Linked DNA regions of Homo sapiens: regions 1 and 3 are each linked to region 2. The links are chromatin loops, found by intact Hi-C in ENCODE. Cell type or tissue: heart left ventricle. All regions are shown on one strand. Region 1 overlaps LAMA2 (laminin subunit alpha 2). Region 2 overlaps LAMA2 (laminin subunit alpha 2). Region 3 overlaps LAMA2 (laminin subunit alpha 2).

The links. Peaks named below come from ENCODE experiments on the same cell type or tissue, not always from the same donor. Only the 100,000 strongest peaks of a DNase experiment are listed, where the experiment ranks them.
Region 1: a loop joins it to region 2, with 2.1 times the contacts of the local background. A loop is called at or near these places in 14 of 110 quality-filtered maps.
Region 3: it touches region 2 in a loop (2.4-fold over the local background); 8 of 110 quality-filtered maps call a loop at or near these places.

What each region holds. Positions count from the first base shown.
Region 1 is chr6:129,242,251-129,247,250 of GRCh38, forward strand. The region is part of intron 12 of LAMA2 (laminin subunit alpha 2); the gene reads left to right. Among named protein-coding and RNA genes, the nearest start is that of LAMA2, 360 kb to the left of the region's middle. In heart left ventricle, no CTCF peak of the experiment used is centred here; no DNase peak of the experiment used is centred here; H3K27ac peaks cover 735 bases.
Region 2 is chr6:129,129,373-129,134,372 of GRCh38, forward strand. All of the region lies in intron 4 of LAMA2 (laminin subunit alpha 2), which reads left to right. Among named protein-coding and RNA genes, the nearest start is that of LAMA2, 250 kb to the left of the region's middle. In heart left ventricle, no CTCF peak of the experiment used is centred here; a DNase peak (open chromatin) is centred at 2,099; H3K4me3 peaks cover 157 bases; H3K27ac peaks cover 4,769 bases.
Region 3 is chr6:128,892,261-128,897,260 of GRCh38, forward strand. The region is part of intron 1 of LAMA2 (laminin subunit alpha 2); the gene reads left to right. Among named protein-coding and RNA genes, the nearest start is that of LAMA2, 12 kb to the left of the region's middle. In heart left ventricle, no CTCF peak of the experiment used is centred here; no DNase peak of the experiment used is centred here; H3K4me3 peaks cover 1,387 bases; H3K27ac peaks cover 984 bases.

The sequences.
Region 1 (5,000 bases), 110 kb after region 2:
AAATCTTTAAGCAGTAAGTGAAAGGTTAACTACAATTCTCATTTAAAAAGAAAATTGCATTGCTGATATCTCTTTGTTACATAAATTTTCCACAAGGATTATACATTTTCTTTTTATTCATTTGTTATCTATTTGACAATAGCAAGCCTGTTTCTCTTTAGCTTAAAGGAACTTGGATTAAAATTTTTTCTGTTATTTTAATCAGCATTGATGTTGTATATTATGAGCGTGTGGCTTTTTGTTTTCTTGGCAGAGACCTTGAAAAAATTTTGAACCCTAGTCAATAAGAAATCTCTGTATTAATATAAAACTATAACTTATGGTTTATTTGATTAGATCAATGTTTAATTATGGATAACATGTATTTTTTGCACTGAATATTTACACACAAATTAATCTAGCCCATAGTAAAAGTGCTAATGGAATGTTTCATCCAAACATAAGTTAGTAAATGGAAAACAAACAGCTGTTGCAAAGACCCTGTTTTTGGGTCTGGGCCTAACAGCACGAAGCACTTCAGAGAATTTCACCACTACCATTTACTCACATCTGTTGAGATTGTACTATTTCAACTCAAGATTTGATCAGTGTATGTCATAAAGTAACAAGTAGTACGCTAAGTCAGAAAACTTAAAGGAAACATTAAATACTCATTTCCTATATGGAATGTTGCCTTTCTAAGCACATCATCTTCTTCTATGTGATGTTTTGCAAATCTATTCATAGGAGATTTATATTTTCAAGTGTGCTCAAATGGATCTGTGTTGGGGAAAGATACGTGAAATAAGAAAATAAAAGCTAATCCATTTGTTTTAAAATTTTGTCTGCCTACCACATTTTGTTGGACTTCTTGTTATATGAGAACTCCTAATTGTCTGGTTTTCAATTGCAGCCAAAAGCATTCTTACCTGATCAAACTCTTCAAATTCTATTTACTTTGAATTATAGCTGAGTACATGGAAAGTATAATTGGGCCTTACTTTGTTACACAGCAGACAAAACATATGCTCAAGATAGGTCAGTGCTATTCCAGTGAATAAACATTTTAACAAAAATTTGTATGAGAAATTCATGTTGGCCTCTCATTCCTCTCTATATGCCTTTCACAGTTACTCTTTTTCCCCTTGCCAATCAAAACACTATAATGAATATCTCTTGGCCTTAACGATAAGAAACACTGTATATAAATATTGTCTAGGCTGTATTTTATGAGAATGTGGAGTTATATGAAATGTAGGAAGAAAAAATATGAGTGAGTAATCCTGTGAGCAGTGGACGGGCTGAGCTTCTAGGACACTGATAAGCAATCAGTGTTAGTTACACTTGAGGCAGTATCTCTGGTGGTCTGTTCCAGAACTATGTCCTTGACTCTGTCACATTCATACTTTTCATCACTACTTTTTATACTTCTGCAATTTAGGTCACCCAATACAGGTTATCTTATCAGGTTAAACTGATTGTAGTGGTCACATTGAAAAAGAAAAAAAAAATCCCAAATTCAGGACTTTTCCCAACCAGTTCTAATTAATGCACGTGTGAAAGGACATAGTTATTGTGAAAAGAAATGCTATCAAAACAGTCTAATGGCTACAAGAAGAAAAAGAAAAGAAGAAGAAGAAGGAGGAGGAAGAGGAGAAGGAGATGAAGAAGAAAGCTAAGGAGAAGATGGGTAACAGGAAAAAAAGAGGGCAGGAAAAGCAGATAGGAAGGAAAAAAAAGGTGGAAGAGAGAAATGAATGCAGGCAGGCAGGATGTTTTCCTCGAGGTTTTTTATTTATATCCCCTGGACTGCATAACTCAGTTTATTCCCTTCTAAACCAACTTTTCTAGAATGTGTTGTCTCTGTTCGACACCTACAACTCTGGTTCATTTTCTATGCATTAAGGATGATGTAACTTTAAAACCTCTCATGTAAATTCTGCCTGTTTTCTAATTCTACAATCCTCTTGTTTATGTTCTATTCTAATAATTATCGAGCTTTTAAAGAAGAGAAATCTGTTCTTAACTCAAATTTATACATACACTGAAGGAAATAACAAAACCTTGAAGTAAAACACTGTTTCTATGATAAAAGAGAGCTCTACAAATAGATGCATGAATAAACACTTCTATGGGAGGGATACCTTTTCAGAGTTTAAGGCTCGCGGGCTTTGGGATCTAAGAAGATGAATCGCTTGCCCTGTTTGTGATCCTAAATGGAAATTGACAGATATGTTTAATTTATCCTGCTCAGTATTATAAAGCCTTTTTCTCATTTGATTTTTGTGTATCCCTCCTGAAATATTTGCTCTGGTAAGCAAAAGCAAATATTAGGTTTTACACTCCATTTAGTGAAATAACAGTGATGATAATCTGACATCAGAGAACCAAATGTTCCAGGCTTATTTCATGAAAAGGATTTCCTCTCCAGAAACATTATCCTCAATAGGTTATCCCATCCTTCATTCCTCAATTCATATTTCTTGAGATTGAGAGGGAAAAAAAAAGAGGCCAGACCACAAGTAGCCTACTGCTAAATTCTTTTATGAAGCTTAGTTTTATGAATTACCTTTTAGCCTTCTCCAGTCATGTGGGAAAACTTTCCTGCCTCATTAAATCTTTAATGCAATGTGCACCATGCACACTGTATTGTTATTTGTGACATTAGGTTATATATTGCATAGTAACTATAATATTACTTGCAAACAAGCTGGTTTTTCCCCCTGAAGGTAGAATTAAAACAGGTACTCATGGGAAACAGCTACTTGTGTTCTTCTTTTCTTAATGGGGTGAAGCTGAAGAACAGGAAAGTGAATGGCTTAGCCTAGAACCATCTCCAGGAATGGAGGTAAATTTTTTCCTGCAGTGCCTTCTCAATTTGATATCTGAATCTCCCTGAAGAGAATTTGCCTTAGTAGATATGGAGAAAGAGGGAAAAGGCCAAGCCTTTGGAGACCCTTATGAAATGGAATGAACCGCTCTCACTAAATTCACTTTCTCTTTGTATTGAAAAGAGATATAATTTTCATCCCTAGTAAATATAGTCGAATCCATCCAGTAATATAAGAATTGCCTCAAAGTGAACTAAAATTGCACTTACTCCTACCTGTGGAAAACCATATTTCTCTAGCCAAGAGAACAATGACAGATTAGTTCCTAAATAGCAGGAGAAAATGAAATGTTCTATTGGCTGAACACACAGTGCTCTGTAAAATCAGAGAAATCAATATTGTCCCCAAAATGAACTAATTTGAAAGTCTCAAAGATGTTCAATTTTATGAAAGACTCGTAAAATTAATAAATGAGTCTGCAAAGTCCAAAAATGTGGAAAATTACAGTTATTTGCAGTACGTATAACTTACCAAGACCACTTATATTTTGTTAGAATTTTTCAATGAATGTTAATGGATGAATTTTTTTATATAGAGTTCTCCCTGTTTGGAATCTTTTAGTTCCCTTATTTACTGTGGTTGCCACTGACTCTGCATCAGGCTTTGGAAATATCACTAAAAAACTGTTTTTTCTTTAGTCTTCTTACTAGTCAAATATCAGCTAAACAAACAAAGAAAATAAGTGTTTGAATGGTCAGAGAACTATAAGAATGAGAATTCTGGCAGGAAAATTCATTTTTAAAAATCCAAGTAACAGAATGGATAAATATAAAAAGAGGCTAGATCAGACATACCCAGACATTCTCAGTTCAGAATGTTCATAGCGTATTCATAATTTTTTCATAGTGCCTCCTTGACCAACAGAAATAAGCCACAGTTCTATTTCTTAAGTAGTTAGTGCCAAACAACTTAATAAATATTCATGTTTTAACAACCTAGCAATTGTTTAAAAAGAAAATGGACAGAAAATAATAATTTTTTTCATAAATAACCAGAATCACTTACTGATGGGATGTGGTACCTTTGGGGTAGTATATACCTTCTCAAACTTGAGTATCAGATTGGATAATGCTATCCTTATTTCCTTTTCCACATTGACTTTTGTGCAGTTCTTGCTTTTAATTACAGTCTCTTCTGAAAACCTTTCTTAATAAAGATATAAAGTGGCCTAAAGTACAAGTAAGCAGAAACATGGCTCAAAATGTTGAGAACATTCTTAAGTGGAATATAGCATGTTCTAAGGTTTCAACTTGTGAACCACCTTGAATTAGTTATTGCAGTGCCCAACAGATATTTAGTATTGCTGTGTGTCCTTCAAATGTTTACAATATTCCACTGTGCCTTTGTGAGTTCACTGCAGCACCCTGGGGCACCTCTACACACAGTTTGTGAACACAGGGGTAGATAGATCCTAGAGGCATTGAAACTACACGGAAACTTGAATGACGTTAGGGATCCCAGAGCCACTGGGGAATCTTCATTAGGGAAGTGCAACAACATATGAAATAGCTCATTAAACTTTCCCTATCAAAAAAACTGAAGTCAGAGAGATGAATTCAGATGCTTGATGAGAACCTACTTGGTAATGGATTTGAAGGAGAGAGTAAACGTTAGGATACTGAAGGGATTCTAAGAGAGTGCAGAAGCGAGGGCAAGGAGGCACAAAACGAAGGCGGCACCTGGAACATGGAGGAGTGGACAGATGGAGAAGAGGCAGAGAATTCTTTATCTAAAGCAAGAGGAAAGGGCAACGTATACTCAGAATATTCTCAAAGCTTTTTCCCTGAATAATAGCATCCTTCAGAAAAGAAGTCTTGTAACTGACTCATTGCAAAGTCTCTTACACAATGGTATGTACTCTTTGGGGAAGACACAACTGGAAACAACACCAGGAAAAGCTTGATTTTACAGCTTATGGAAAGATTGTGGAGTTGAAGGAAAAATAGAAGGAAAGAAATTTTAAAAAGAATAAGTTAATATTCCTAGGGGTGCATCCTCTAAATTGCAGAGTGATATCTTAAGCAATCCTTTTAAGAATTACTTAAGAGCCTGAGCGTGGTGGCTCACACCTGTAATCCCAGCACTTTGGGAGACGGAGGTGAGTAGATTGCTTGAGGTTAGGAGTTCAAG
Region 2 (5,000 bases):
TTGTATTTTTACTTGAAGGAAAAGCAGCATTGCTGGTAGTGCACATGTGCTTCTGTACATACAGATTGTACACATTGAGGATGATGTTTATGCCATAAGAGAATCATTTCCTCTCTTTTTATCAGGGCCATTACATCATTTCTCAAATAGACCACTGTTAGGAAGTAGGGATATATAAGTATAAGGGAGGAGACTCAAGTAAAACCAGAGTGGTGCATATCCTACAAATTGAGAATAAGGCATATTTTATCTTTTAAAATAACATATTTTGGCCGGGCGCGGTGGCTCACGCCTGTAATCCCAGCACTTTGGGAGGCCGAGGCGGGCGGATCACGAGGTCAGGAGATCGAGACCATCCCGGCTAAAACGGTGAAACCCCGTCTCTACTAAAAATACAAAAAATTAGCCAGGCGTAGTGGCGGGCGCCTGTAGTCCCAGCTACTTGGGAGGCTGAGGCAGGAGAATGGCGTGAACCCGGGAGGCGGAGCTTGCAGTGAGCCGAGATCCCGCCACTGCACTCCAGCCTGGGCGACAGAGCGAGATTCCGTCTCAAAAAAAAAAAAAAAAAAAATAACATATTTTAGAGACTCAGTAAAATAATTTTAAAGGGGCAGAAGTACAGATGTAGCTGTTAGGAGGAAGCATTATTTCAGCTACAGCACATTATTGGAGGATAGGAAGAGCATATGGTATTCCAGTGAAAGAGCTTAATTATAATAGAGCAGAAAGGATTAGAAACAGAAAAGAAGGTGGATTATCAGGAATAAAGTCAAAGAAGGGACTGAATATTGATCAGATTTTCAGAAAAACCTGCAAACAAACCCCACCACATACTAGCACTAGTCATAGGACTGAGATTTGTCAAAGCTAGCTCTCTTCTGGTGCACTCTGGTTCACTGTGAATATAAGTGGGCCATAGAGTGTGACCATTGTGGTCTCTGGCCCTAGGCCATGGAGTGAGATAATTGAGACAAGAGAAGTCTGTATATCATCTCTCCACATAAGCAATAGAGCTGATTGGGCTGCCTGTAAACAAGATTTTAGAGACTCACTTTTCTTTTTCTTAAAAGACTGCCACACTTAGCCATCTGATATGGAATGGCATCTCCTCTTAATGAGCCTGTGTCTTTATTTGCACCTTATCAAACTGGGAGATACTGAAGATGGCAGTGATGCTGATAGTGGTGAGACATGGAAGATGTAGAGGAAACCTACAAAGAAGCCTGAGATAGGAGAGAAAGGGTAATTTTTAGAAGTAGATTGGGAGAACTGCATTCTGGGCAATAAATATTCACTGGACTTACAGCGTATTCCTTTTTTTAAGGAACCAAGTTCACAGTTGTTAGAACTACAAGAGCACAACATTACATAATCATGACATCAAATAAGCATAAAAATAATGCTTATTTTTAATTTTTACAGGTGCCATTTTATAAACTATCTCTATAAAGAGATTAATGTTAGCTTCTTGTTTTGGAAATAAGATAATGGGAGGGAAGGATAAATGAAACAGTTTTGTTGCCATCTCTCATTGTGAGCCAGTTTAGAAATGAAAACAAACAAACAAAACAACTCTTAAGCCCAACAGCAACATTCATTATAATTTTCCTAATTACACTCCCTTTTCTTTTTGCTAAGAAAGAACGGTTGTATTTTTGTCCTTAATAGAAAAGGGAACAGTGCCTAAACAACCTATTATAAATTCTTCTGGGAAAGCATATTACAAATAATTGAAAACAACCCTGATTCTGTGAACTTGGCAGCAAATGTATAAAAGAAAGCAATTCAGCCCTGGCCCCTGGATGATTGATTAAATGTTTTATTCTTTTTACCTTTCATTCATGCTGTGTTTGTCAAGAGGAAAGAGAAAAGGAATGTTGTGAAATGAAGTCCACTTTAGACAAATAACTTACAATAATGATCAGTGACTTCTCATCAGCTGTTTATTCATTTTTCTTGAGTTGTAATATTTCTTAATATTAGCTATCCTGCATGGACCCGACAGAAAATAAGGTCCTGAGTTTTAGCTTGTCCCCAACTCCCTGCCAGCTAACCATCAACACAAGCTGTATCTGAGCTTCTTTGAGGGCATGGCCCTGCAGCTCCCTGTGGTCAGTTATTAGTCTGAGTCCAGCAAAGGAACAAGAACACTGTGTGCTTGCTAAATCTACAGAAAACTTCATCTTCTGGTTGTGTGGGAGGAGAGGTCCCTTTGTGTACTCTGTTTCTTTGAAGGAACTAGGGATCTGTTGGTGCTGTACAGATGTCGAGGTGCACAGAGCCAACATCCTACAAAACTAGTAAATAGATGATTAGGATCCAACTCTGTACAGAATAATGGTAGGAACCTAAACCTTGGGGTACTGTTTACTTGTATCAAAATTGTTGTTGTCCTATAAGCCATGTAAAATTAACTACAAATCTCCTCAATGAAACACTTTCTTAGAACTTTGATATTTTTAAATGATATCTCACCATCTGTGTACATCACAATGTTGAGCTACAAATGTGGTGGCTCTAACAAAATTTTAAGTATGAAGTCAGATGTATAGAGGATCCCTTCTCCATCACGTTCTTCTGTTTTTCATTTCCCGCTTCTCACAAACTACTCCCCAGATGTCAATAATTCTACAATCTCCTCTTCCTACAACCTTCGTGTTGGTCCTTAGTCGTCTACTCTGATCTCAACCGCAAAAGTCAGGGGATGAGACTATAGGCCATCCCCAGAGCAACAGCCTCAGCACCTCAGCACAGATCTGGAGGGGATTTGAGCTAGAAAGAACTCTGACCTTACTCTTTTTTTTTTTTTTTTGAGACAGAGTCTCGCTCTGTCACCCAGGCTGGAGTGCAGTGGCACAATCTCGGCTCACTGCAAGCTCCACCTCCCGGGTTCATGCCATTCTCCCACCTCAGCCTCCTGAGTAGCTAGGACTACAGGCGCCCGCCACCACGCCTGGCTAATTTTTTGTATTTTTAGTAGAGACGGGGTTTCACTGTGTTAGCCAGGATGGTCTCGATCTCCTGACCTCGTGATCGGCCCGCCTCGGCCTCCCAAAGTGCTGGGATTACAGGCGTGAGCCACCGCACCAGCCTCTGACCTTACTCTTAATTGCTTGCATGAAAATTGGATATGGATAAGAATGCAAACCCAAGAACATGTCCTGCTTTCCTTGATGCACATTCTCCTATTGATGTTCAGTGACCTTAGCATTTCCAGAAGCACCTCTTTATTGTGGATGGAAACTTACTTATTCATGTTGTCTCAGGCTGTCCAGGTTGGTAACAGGTAACTGCTATAAAGGGTGGAGCACATCCTGCTAAATGGAGAGATCCAGTGTCATTTACATTTTTTTTAACTCTTTCAAGGGTAATGGCAACTAACAATAGTTTCTCCTGTGTGCTAGATATTGTTCTAATCATTTTACATAAATTATTTCTTTTAATCCACCAAACAGCACTATAAGATAGATATTATTTTTATTTACCTTTGTTAGAGAAAACTGAGGTATAGAGAGATTAAGTAAATTGTCTAAATTCACACAGATAGTAAGTGGAGGAGCCAGAATTTGAACACAAGCAATTTGTCTCCAACAAATTTGATCTTAAACTATGGTTAACTCTCTGAACACACACACAAACACACATACGTACATGCAATCACACAAAGTATCAGGCACATGGGGATAGACAATATTAGAAAAGCATATACATACAAACATCCTTACAGTTGTACACATAGACTCAGGTTTATAAACCCACTGAAGTGAAGACTCATCATTTATGAAAATATACAATTTTGTTCTGCAAAATAATTTAATTTTTTAAAATTCCTTGTGCAATGAGAAAAGATCAGAGAGGCCTACAGTTTCCTTTTACAGAGCTAGGCCAGGGGCTGTATTTAGAGTAATTGAACACATGATTTTACTTGAATGCGGAGAAACTTGACCAACTGTGAATATGCAATTTCACTCTACAGATGAAATAAAATTAAACGGGGCAAAAGTAAAGAAGAATGGAGACTAGGTAAAGTGATGGAAAGAGACACCAAAAAATTAGTCATGTGAAAGCAAAACTAAGAGGAGAGGGAAAGGTGGCAAAAGAAGGGAACATTCAGAGAATGTTGATATATTGAGAGGTGAGAATAGGGAGTTGGTAGGCAAGTGTCAGAGTGTGGGAGGATGGTGACAGTCACTAGGAACTCCAGTTTGCATACACACAATGTTAAGAACATTAGAAATTAGCTAGCCAATGGAATGCTCAGTCTTGAAGAGCTTGTGTCTCTGCTTAAACTCCTGTATGCATTAGTATGATTCCATAAATTTAAAGTCTCTGACATCTTGAGTTTTAAGCTTTCTGAACATTAAATCAGTGGAGGCTGCTAGTAGCTATCCTGAAATGCTGCTTCTATACATATGAGTAAAAATCCAAATTAATGTATTTATACAGCTTTTCATTTGTGTACTCGTAAAATACACACACACACAGAGACAATTCAACACACACACACACACGCGCACACACAATTCAACTTTTCTCTGAAGAACCTTTGAGTCAGAGAATGAGAATGAAGGAGACTGAATTTCTCTTTTAAGTTCCTGTCTAGGTTTTGTTCCAATCTAATGACACAGGATCTGGCACTGTATTTAGACCTCCTGCTCCAAGATTTTATTTTTATTTTAAACAAGTGTTCCCACACGGGGACTGAAAACAAAACAGGAAAATGTTGCTTAAGTTTTCCTTTGAGCTGCTGTTATCTGACTTTCAAGTGTACTGATTGTTCCGTCTCACCAATGTAGGTCATTGTACTCTCAGTTACTTTGTTTTCTATCGGAACTTTCTCTAGCAGCTCTCCACATTAAGGGAGATCATGTTATTTCACATATTTATTTTTGTTATTAACATATTTTCTTCATCTCCCTATAATTTGAGGTTTTAGCACTTTCTTCTTTGTAGAATTTACCATAAAGCATACGTATTTTTGAAAACTAGGGAATAGCTTT
Region 3 (5,000 bases), 240 kb before region 2:
CAGTAACAGAGATAAGAAGAAACACAAGTTCCTATAATTAGCTAACAGTTATGTTAGTAGCTCTGTGTGAGAAGTGATTTAAAACAGGCAACATGATGGAAATTTTTGCAATAATTTGTAGTTATTCATACTTCAAATGTGGTACAATAAACGTTTTTTCTAGGAATCTCATTGTTGAATATGTATTTATTTTGTTGATAAACTATTTTTTAAAAACTTCTTTAATACTTATAATATGTTTAGATAAATATATGGCATATAGTAAGCACTTCATAAAGGTTAGTTATTATTCTTAGTCTATGAAGTATATGTTTTCATTGACATCTGCTTGGGTAGAGATGACAATGTGGCGTGTTTGACACACAATGTAAGTTAATTTCAGCATGGCCTTCAGTGGAAAGTCTAATTGGATTGCAGAAAATCTCTCAATATAGATTGTCTTTATTTGGACTCTCCCTAATTACTATAGTAAAAAAAATTCTTGGAATACATTATTTAATACAACTCTGGATAGGGAGGATTCTTAGTGTGTCTACTTGTGTATTAAATTTTTAGTGTGTCTATTTTGTATTAAATCTACTATTAAAAAAACCACCAAAAAACAAAACCAAAAAACCTACTTCAGAAAATCATATAGTACTCTAACAAATCTCTAGAGAAAACTGCTTTTCTAAACTTGGGAACGCTGGATTTTGAAAATATTTCAGACAAAACACTTCTTAAAGGCCCGTTTACCATCAAAAAGTTTCAATCTTGCCTAACACATAATGTGCAAATATTCATTTTTTCATTCTGATACATTAGAAAAGTCACTGGATTTGTAATTGGAATTCCAAAATATAAATTTTCCCTCTAGCTCTTCCTAAAGAGATTACCTTAAACATGGATAAGTCACTTAACTATTCTGAAATTCAATTTTCCATCTAAAAAATGACAATGTAATGTTCGAATCTATTTCATGGGGTTGTTATAAGGGTTAAATAAGGCAGACCATACAAATACCATTATTAATACTATTTGTTATTATAATAAATGACAGAGTTGGTCTTAGGCATCATTGGTTATGAAGTTTTGCTCCACCCCCTTTCTTTGTTTTTTTTCCCCAGTGGCTCCTAACCATTTGTTATTAATTAATAATGTTATGTATTAATATACATATATGTATTAATAATGTTGTTAATAATGTTATGTATTAATATACTTAGTTCTCCTGTTTTCAAGGACCCATGACACATAGCTTTCAAACATGGCACAAATTATTTGTTTAGTAAACATATACATACTACTGCATAAGAAGAAAATATGGTATCTGAAAGTGTACATCAGCTTCCTACAAACAAGTAGCAAAGAGTAAGTATTCAGTGAAATTATAAAACTATCATAAAAATAGCCTAAGGGCTCTGAAACATTCTATGTCAAGATTCCTTTTTATCCTCTTAAAAATAATTGAAACTTTGATTTATGGTATATCTACTATTTGATTGTATTAAAATTAAAATTGGGAAATTTAAAAATGTTTACTAATTAATTTAAAATACCAGTAATAAAACAATTACATGTTGACAAAAAGAACATAACTTTATGAAAAATAATTTTATATCCAAAATAAAACTCTTCAATGTCTGGCTTAATAGAAGAGAACTGGATTCTCATTTCTGCCTCTGCGTTCAAATTATTACATGTTATTTTAGTTTAAATTATTTTGGTTTAAGCATATTAAGAAATATATAACAACAAACATAGATAAGCTATTGGAAAAAAGAGGAGTCTGTCAGTGCCTTTTAAGATAGCTGTAAATATTCTTTGATTCTATACCAAAACTCAGTAAGTGGTAGTTTTCAAAAGATTGGCTGCAGTGTGGTATCTGAAACTGCATCAACGATATTTTTGTACGCTTTTATATTAAAATCTACGGATCTATCTTACACCTGGAAAGAATTTTACCCATGTGTGATGTTATAGTATCATTCATAGATCATTTGGAAGATACTGATTTACTAGTTATGCAGATCAGCCACAACTTGACAGATTTTCTTATAAAATATTTTAATTACATTTTTTATGACTATTGATCTCACCAGAAAAGTCCCTAAATATTAGAAGCTGTTAATCTCACAATGGTAGAGACAAATTTTTCAGAATTTTTATTTTCATTTGTAAGTTTCTGTAGTTATTGACAAATTTTGTTATTTTTCTTGAAATAGTTACTTTATTCATTCTTAAGAAAATGTTTATCAAACAAATGAGTCTTAAAAACCATAGTTAGATCCTTTTTGTAGTACATAGGGTATTCCACGAAAAAAGTGGCTAGTTTAGCTTGCAGCTGAAAACAACTGTACAAATGCTTTTCCTCAAATCAACCATCATGCTTCAGTATACAGTTGATGTTAAAAAGATGTACCCAAGATTTAATAAATTTAATCATTGTTACTACTTCATCAAGTACATTCATCTGTGAAACTAGTTGTTTTTTTCTTCTGGGAGTGTGTGGTGGTGAAAACTAAACTGACCACTAGCATGGTTTAGTACCCCTGCCTTGATTTGTGCTAATGTACCATCAGTGTTTCCCACCACTATTGCTTTTGCACCATCAGTGCACATGTCAACACAATGAAAAGGCAGATAATAATTAAATCTTGTTACTAAAAGGATTTTTGAACTTGTGTACCTATGGATAATGTATTGTGGACTCCCAGGGATTCACAGATCTTTCTTTGAGCTCTACAGGGTTGGACTACAGTTAAGTTCCTCACTGCCTGCCTCTTCACCAATTCTACAAAATCTATAGCCATATGAAGGTAAATTTTGCAATCAGAAAAAGCCAAAACCACTTCAGTTTTTACCTCAGGTCTAGTCTAGGAGAGTGATACCATTTCTTTTTAAGGGGGAAGAAATCCAGAAAAGCTTCTTCTGTGGAAAAAGCAGGAAGTGTTAAAACCAGCCAGACATACATATAGAAATCAAAATCTCTGCCATATCATCTGCCCTTCTTAATTTCCTTTCACTTGCCCAAACTATAGTAGAGATAGTGTACTTACCCACAGTTGGACATATGATGTTATTCCTAATAGACTTAAAAAGTGAACTCATGGCGGGGCGCGGTGGCTCACGCCTGTAATCCCAGCACTTTGGGAGGCCGGGGCGGGTGGATCACGAGGTCAGGAGATCGAGACCATCCTGGCTAACATGGTGAAACCCTGTCTCTACTAAAAAAAAAAAAAAAAAAAAAAAGCAAAAATTAGCCGGGCGTGGTGGCGGGCGCTTGTAGTGCCAGGTACTCTGGAGGCTGAGGCAGGAGAATGGCGTGAATCCGGGAGGAGGAGCTTGCAGTGAGCCGAGATTGCGCCACTGCACTCCAGCTTGGGCAACAGAGCGAGACTCCGTGAACTCATGAGCAAGGTTTAGTACAAAGGAAACATACTAATATCTGTAATTCTGAATATTAGCAGAAGAGATTTTTATTCCTTGCTGAGCTCCTGAACTCACATCAGGAGGGGTCCTTTGTTCTTTTCATAGAAAGAATTCCTGTTGGAAGCACTGGATATCGTATTTCTCAAAATATGGAATTTCCTTCATTTATTTCTAGCCTTTGAAGTTTTGTGATTTCTAAAGCATTTAAAAGGTTTTGTAATGTTGAGAACCTAAAACGTGATTCTTTTCTCTGTGCCCATCTCATACCATTGTATGTGTGTCATATGATGGATCTGGTTTCTTTTTCTTATTTGTTGGGAGATGTCCAGAGACTCAAGGATCTATCCTTTGACCAAATTTTTCACTCTTCAAGGGCCTCATACTGCTCTGATTTCAGATGTATAGATATATTGCTTATCAAACACTGATGGGTCTGAACATGAGTGGTAGTAAGATATTTCCAGATTAAGTAGACAAATTGTGCAGAACTTTTTAGTATCACTATTTAAATGACTAAATTTTTGAGGTTTATGTGTATCCAGCCCAATATGTCCTCTCCTTATCTAGTATAATTTATCTTTAAAAATTAGACTGGCTTGGCATATGTCAGATTTTGTATTTAACAGACTTTTTATATATTTCTTTGTTAGGAGGTGTTCAATGTTAGACAAAGTGAACAGATTACTTTGGAATCCATGTCCTGGTCCTGCTGAATAACATGTCCTCACCCTCCTTCCATTTTTTTTTTTTTCTGCCATACACATTCCAGTAACACTGAAAGAGTTAATTGATGTGTCCCATCTTTATTGCTTTTGTAAATAGCTATAGATACACTTTATATGTAGATAATGGTATGTTTTAAAATTCTGCAAAAATAGCTTTTCAATTCTCTTTATTCTCTTTCTCAAGCTTTGATAAAATATTTTTCATTCAACTTTTAGGGACTGATTTTCTCCATAGAGTTCCTGATGTGGTGCTACTGGAGTGATGCTGAGAAAACATTATTCTAAATGTTTTTTAGAAACATTTTTTAGAAAACATCATTCACCCAGAATCTGAAATTTTATCTTTATTTATTTATTCCTTTGGATAAAACATTGCCCTCACAGGCTATTCTTTTCTAAAATGTTTGCTGTGCTGTTATTATTCACTTTAATGGAAATTAATTTATCTGCTGACCTCCTTTTTGACAGTTTAGGACTGTATTAAGTTTTCAGATCTGCTCGGTGAGAAATAGTGAAATAAAACTAGTTAACATCTATGGAATACCTAACTATGGGCCAGCACTGCTGTAAGCATGTCTCATGCCTTAATTTATCAAAGGTAGATGCTATTAATCTCATTTAACAGAAGAGAAAACTGAAATGCAAAATGTTAAGTAACTTTCCAAAAGTAAAACAACCAGTGAACTGGTAGAGACCAAGATTTGGACCTAGGTAGTTCTACTTTGTGGCCCATTCACCTACCCATGGCAGCGTGTGACCTCAACCCTGAAAGAGTACAAATTAGTAAGTAAAGGGCTTCCTTTAGTGACATACTTCAGAGGTGATTTTATTTCCCTTTTTTGTGAGATTTCCTATGAAAAGATT